Regions from separate parts of the Homo sapiens genome. Here region 1 is linked to region 2. Evidence: chromatin loops called from intact Hi-C (ENCODE). Cell type or tissue: IMR-90. All regions are shown on one strand. Each heading gives the region's core, and the rest is flanking DNA. Links, peaks and the distances in the headings are about the cores only. Region 1 overlaps SEMA3A (semaphorin 3A). Region 2 overlaps SEMA3A (semaphorin 3A).

Region 1 (2,930 bases), core at 257-2,756, 170 kb before region 2:
AGCCAATTTTGAAAATCCAAGTATGTCAGTGATCAGAGACTGTGTAATCTTTGATCGTTCTTCTAATAAGTACTAATAGTCAAGGTAGTGCAATATTAATTATGGGATATGTATAGGTAAGTACGATATGTTCTGCACCAAAGAACTTATGTTCAATGGGAAAGGTAGGCAAGTATGTCAAAACACACTTTATGGGGAAAATGTGTGATATATACCAATAAAGAACTGTGAGTGTTGAGAAAATTTGATATCACAGTGGGTCAAGAAGTCAGGAAAGTCTTTATGTGAAAAGAAATATTTGAAGTAGGAATCAAAGAACCGTTTGGCAGGCATGGAGGGGTGGGAAAGAATGGAGAACATTCTAGCTGAAGGAAGTAGAATGAATGAAAAGCAAGAGAGAAAGTGTCACCAGCATCTGATTAAATGTTCAGTATTTTAGTTTGCTAAGACATTTGTAAGAAAATTGTATCAAATAAGTTCAGGGACTAATTGAATAACCATGGGCAAGTAACTTCTATGAGCAAACAAAGGACGTCACAAAAGAGGTAGTCAGTAATTGTCTGTTGCCTCTTTCACTTAGTTTCCAATGGACATAATTAAATAATTTATAAAATTGCAATAATTATTATATTTAATTTATATATTTGGGTACATTAGCAAGGCACTAAGAACTACAGTTTAGTTGTAATCAGTATAGTAATTAACAGCTTGGTTTTAGGAATCAGAGAGATTTGAGCTCAAGTCTGACACTAATTTTCTGTGTGACCTTGGACAATATAACCCACTAAACTTAATATTTATTTGTAAGATAGGGATAATAATAAAAGATCTACCTCTTTTGGATTGTTGTGTAGATTACATGAGACTTGGACAGTGCCTGTTAAAAATGTGTATGGATGAGACACAGGGAGCACTCAGCAAAGGGCTTGGCGTGGTAAAGGCTCAGTGAATATTATACATTGATAGAAAATGTAAGAATGACTCACAATATGAAGTACCAGGTCAAGCGATCAAAGTGCTGAATAGACAATAAGTGTTATAAAAAAGCAAAAGAGGCCTTATTTACAAAGGAATTAGATAAGAGCTGTGGATCGAAGGAACAAGACAAGTAAGATAACTCAAGAGTTGAGATAATAGTGTGGGCAATTAGGTAAATACACAAGCTATGTTTGGAGAGGAAAAGATAATTTGTTTGCTTTTTCCCTGCATTGTATTAACCATTCAGTTGAATAAATAATTTCATTCAGTGTGGCTACATTTGATGAATTACATAGTAATTGTTGTGTGTGACTTTCTATTATTCTCTTTGTCTTCTGAAAGGATTGATGAAGAGTGACTAAGCCAATATGTATACATTAGGAGAGAGTTGAAAGAGCAAGATGACAAGATATTCCAGTAGTTGCAGCTAACAATACAGTTGTTTAATACAATGTTATATCCAGAAGTTTATCATGACATTTAAAGGGGTGGAAGTAAATCAAATCAGAAGAGTGGAATCCAGAGAAAACAAAAGATGTTGTGAGGTGGAATTCAGGAAGAGAAACTTTCCTTAAAAATAAATCAGTTAATACTTCTGTTTCTTCTTACATCTCTCATTCATTTTAGAGAGGAAACAACTCCAACTTACAAAATTATTTATACTTTTGTAGAGGATATTTAATTGTTGGATAAAAATTACTAGGGTTTTTTTCTCAATATACTTTATAAAAAGTGAGCATAATAAATATGCATGGAACAAAACCTATAAAAAACAATTTATCATTATTACTGAATAACATGTTCCCATAATTTCATTAAGTTTCATTTATTATTGAAGTTGTGCTCAAGAATATGTAGTCTCTTTTAGCCCAGGAAAACAGAGTGTTTTACCTTGTTTAACAATAATGGACAGAGGCTGTAGGTAAAGAACAGAGGTGATAACTTTATATTATAAACACATAGGAGAATGAATGCATGGCCTACTGAGGTAAACCAAATACAAGTAACCTATGTTTATGTTGCTTTATTATAATGTGTCTTCTGATATTTGATAAATCAAAATAAACTTCATGAGCCATACCAGCTACATACAGTAAATGCTGTATCTTTTTCTCATTCTGTCTTCTGATATAACAGTTCTAAAGGCATTCCACTGGATTATGGGTTTATTCTTTCAACTATTTTTACTTAAGTGATTCTTGTAGATGCATGAGCTTTATTTGAATGAACATGCTTCATCATGTCCTTTTTACTTTTTGAAGGCATTTTCTCAACATTTTCCCTAGGTGTTCCTAATAATAGAACACTATTCCAAAAATACTGCCAAGCAACTTGACAGCACCACTAAAGTAGTCTAATTTTATGGCTCGGGGCTAGATATTGTTATGCAACAGTGGAAGAAGGCTTAGATGGTGGCATTTTTCCAGTTTCCATAGTCAGTTATCTTCACTACTGAAATTGCATGTTGCACACCCTAAACTTTCGTGCATTCTATTAGGAAAAATGACTAGACTGAATTGTTGGAAGTATTTACTTTTGTCAAAGTCATTGCTTCCACTTCACAAACTAACATTGTCAGAGTGGCTTGGAAATGTGATTGAATAGGGAATGACAGGAATTGCTCCCTGTCAGGTCCAAAAGTTGGATTAAATGCTTAAAAAATGTGTTTACATTCTTAAACACCACTCAAGTTTTAGATGTTAAACTATTCACTTGGTTTACAAATACTGATCCTTTAAACTATTATCCTTGGGATTTTTAAGCCACTGTTATAGACTCATAGGCATTAATCTGGCACCCTAGTGATGTTCCATACCATCTTTCATAAATAAATATGCTCATACATCTTAGAAGATAATGAATAATTTCTGATAGGTTTTACATCCAACTCGTGGTATGTTTTCCATTAAATACAAGGAAAATGAACCATTTGTGGGAGAAATCCCAATAGA
Region 2 (2,930 bases), core at 296-2,795:
TCCAGTTGTATATGGAGTGTTTACGACTTCCAGGTAAGTAACTTTTTAACTACCTTATAGAAACTTAATGTTATTTAGGTGCTATCCAAGTACTCATAATTTGCAAAAGTATATTTTTGAAAGGCAAGTGTTGCTTTAACCTTTGAGCTGTTGTGTACTCTTGGGTGACTGAAAGAAGTTATGATCTACGTAGATGTTTGTTTTCTAAATCAATTTTAGAAAAAATCATCATTGTAATGATGTGAATATGTAATAAACAGTTTGAAATGTTCATGTCATCTTATGCATATCTTTGACTTTAAACCTTTTACATTATTATAATAATGTAAAATATTATACAGATGGAAGTCTGAGTTTTGGGAAGAGTTTGTAGGGATATAAATTAAGGATGGAAAAATTAATTTAAAATTTGTTGAAAATATAATGGAAAAAGTTCTCTGTCTCTTGATCTCTGTCACTTTAGTCAATTGCTAATGAATGAGATCAGAGAAAAGCCCATCAGCAATTCCACTGAAAGTCCTATCTTTGCCCAGATGATTAGCATGGGAATCTGGGGACAAAATACATCTGGAAATGTCAAAACAGTCCATGGTTCTTCCCAGTATCTCTATTCCACAGATGGGATATTTGCTACACTTTTCTGCATTCTTTAAACCTTTAAACCTAGAACTAAACTAGAAATGTGTATGTTTGGAGAAAGTTGATTGTTTACAAAAGAAATGTTTTAATTGCTTTTAGGTAATTTAAAAAATTATTAATACAATCATCGCTTCTCAACCTTTTAGCTAAGATTGTGTGAAAAGTTATTAATATAACAATTGAAGACACTTTACATAGTGTAAATAGTTTTAAAGCTTTTTAAGTCAGTAAATAGATTCTCTTTGTAAAAAAATCTACTTTTTTTTCCCTGAGGCTCCATTTAGTTTTTTATTATCTACCTTGTAACCCAGATTTTAAAATAATCATGTAAAAAGACATAAACAAAATAAACAAAAACCTTCAGCATTACAGCACTAGGGTTACATTATAATCACATAAAAAGACATAATAAAAACAAAAGTCTTCACCATTACAGCACATAATAAAAACAAACAAAAACTTTCAGCATTACAACATTATGACTGGGTTTTTTTTTTTTTTTTTTTTTTTGTAACCAGTGTCAAACTCAAACTTAATTTCCTTGTCTTTTTATCCCTGCCCTGCTTTTCCTGCTCTTTCTCCACGGGCTCCTTCCCTTCTTCCTTCCCCTTCTACTTCCTCTCTTTCTCTCTCTTCCTCTTGCCTCCTTCCCTCTTTCCTCATCCTTCTCCTTTTCCTATTTCTCATCCTCCCTAAGTCTCTCGCTGTCAATTAAGCAGAGATTATTTCCCTCTAGACTATTACATTCAGTATAAAGTTCACATTACCTGGGGTTGTTGAAAGAAACACATGTACATTTACATGCATATAAAGAAGGATATGCATTGGGATATGGATGAAATGTTAAAAGAAAAATAATTAAAAATCGAAAGTCAGGAAAAGTACTGCAAGTAACTTTGATAGCAAAGAAAATGATTAACTGCAATGTCCAACACTGTTTTATTCTGTAACTATTAAAGCCATTACAAATTGCTTGGATGTTTTTACTCAATAATTTTTTAAAATCACATAAAAATTAAGGAATCCATATTCCTAAAACTATTTGCAGTTCTGCATACCTAAATAATATTTCTTCCCTTTGGAAAAAAAGAAAACCAGAATGACTAAGCTATAGAACTTGAGAGACTCAGACAAATATGAATCCATTTCTTCTGTTTACTCATTGCTTAGTGCAGTGACTCAAATTTGAGTGTGCATCAGAATCTCCTAGACAGCATGATAAAATTCAGATTCCTAGGCCTTGCCTCCAGAGTTTCTGGCTCAATAGAAATTAAATGGGACCTAAGAATATGCAGTTCAAACAAGTACCCAGGTGATGCCCATGTTGTTTGTCTAGGGACCACCTTTTGAGAGCTAGAGATAAAATAATTTCACCTCTTTATGTCAATAGAATGGATATTTGTATGTGAGTCCTAATAGCTACCTATCATACTCCTTAAGTATTTCGATGATAGCTGACTTAATCAAAGATAAGCAAAGAATAATGGAAAGGGGATAGATAACCCAAACATTACAAAGTGTGATGTATCAAGTATGCACTAATTTGCTATTTGTTCTGCTATGAAAATGTTATTAAATTCTGTAAGTATTTATTAAGGTTTACTCTCTGAAATGCCATGTGATATATGTAATTGATGTAGCCGAAAAGAAGCCAGGCATGGTCTCTTCCCTCATGAAACTTGCAGTCTATGAATCGCTGTCTATATGCAGTAGTTTCCAATAACAAACTATTGCAAGCACATGTTGTTCATTTGGTCTGATTTATATGTAATTTTCAAGGGGGAAGTTTGTTTAAAAGATAAGCATTCCATATTTTAAATGTGCAGAACTGTTTAATATCTTTGTATAAATACATTACTCAAGCCACATTTCTATAAGCCTAATAAAATGGAATTTCTTTTTCTTTCTTTTTTTTTTTTTTTTTTGAGACGGAGTCTTGTTCTGTAGCCCAGGCTGGAGTGCAGTGGCACGATCTAGGCTCACTGCAAGCTCTACCTCGCCGGCTCACACCATTCTCCTTCCTCAGCCTCCCGAGTAGCTGGGACTACAGCCACCCGCCACCACACCTGGCTAATTTTTTGTATTTTTAGTAGAGACGGGGTTTCACCGTGTTAGCCAGGATGGTCTCGATCTCTTGACCTTGTGATCCGCCCGCCTTGGCCTCCCAAAGTGCCGGTATTACAGGCTTGAGCCACCGCGCCCTGCCATAAAATGGAAAATTGTGGCAATTCAGTGGCTTACTTCCAGTCTATCTGATTTTTTGTTTAGCGAACAAAATTTTTGTTTAGTGA

Evidence for each region. A loop is a pair of places that touch in the nucleus more often than their neighbours do. Peaks named below come from ENCODE experiments on the same cell type or tissue, not always from the same donor. Only the 100,000 strongest peaks of a DNase experiment are listed, where the experiment ranks them.
Region 1: it touches region 2 in a loop (2.2-fold over the local background); 2 of 110 quality-filtered maps call a loop at or near these places.

The regions. Positions count from the first base shown.
Region 1 is chr7:84,176,361-84,179,290 of GRCh38, reverse strand. The region is part of intron 1 of SEMA3A (semaphorin 3A); the gene reads left to right. Among named protein-coding and RNA genes, the nearest start is that of SEMA3A, 17 kb to the left of the region's middle. In IMR-90, for the core only: no CTCF peak of the experiment used is centred there; no DNase peak of the experiment used is centred there.
Region 2 is chr7:84,008,125-84,011,054 of GRCh38, reverse strand. SEMA3A (semaphorin 3A) reads left to right here. Exons shown (of 17, transcript NM_006080.3): 9 at 1-33. Among named protein-coding and RNA genes, the nearest start is that of SEMA3A, 190 kb to the left of the region's middle. In IMR-90, for the core only: no CTCF peak of the experiment used is centred there; a DNase peak (open chromatin) is centred at 1,814; H3K27ac peaks cover 181 bases.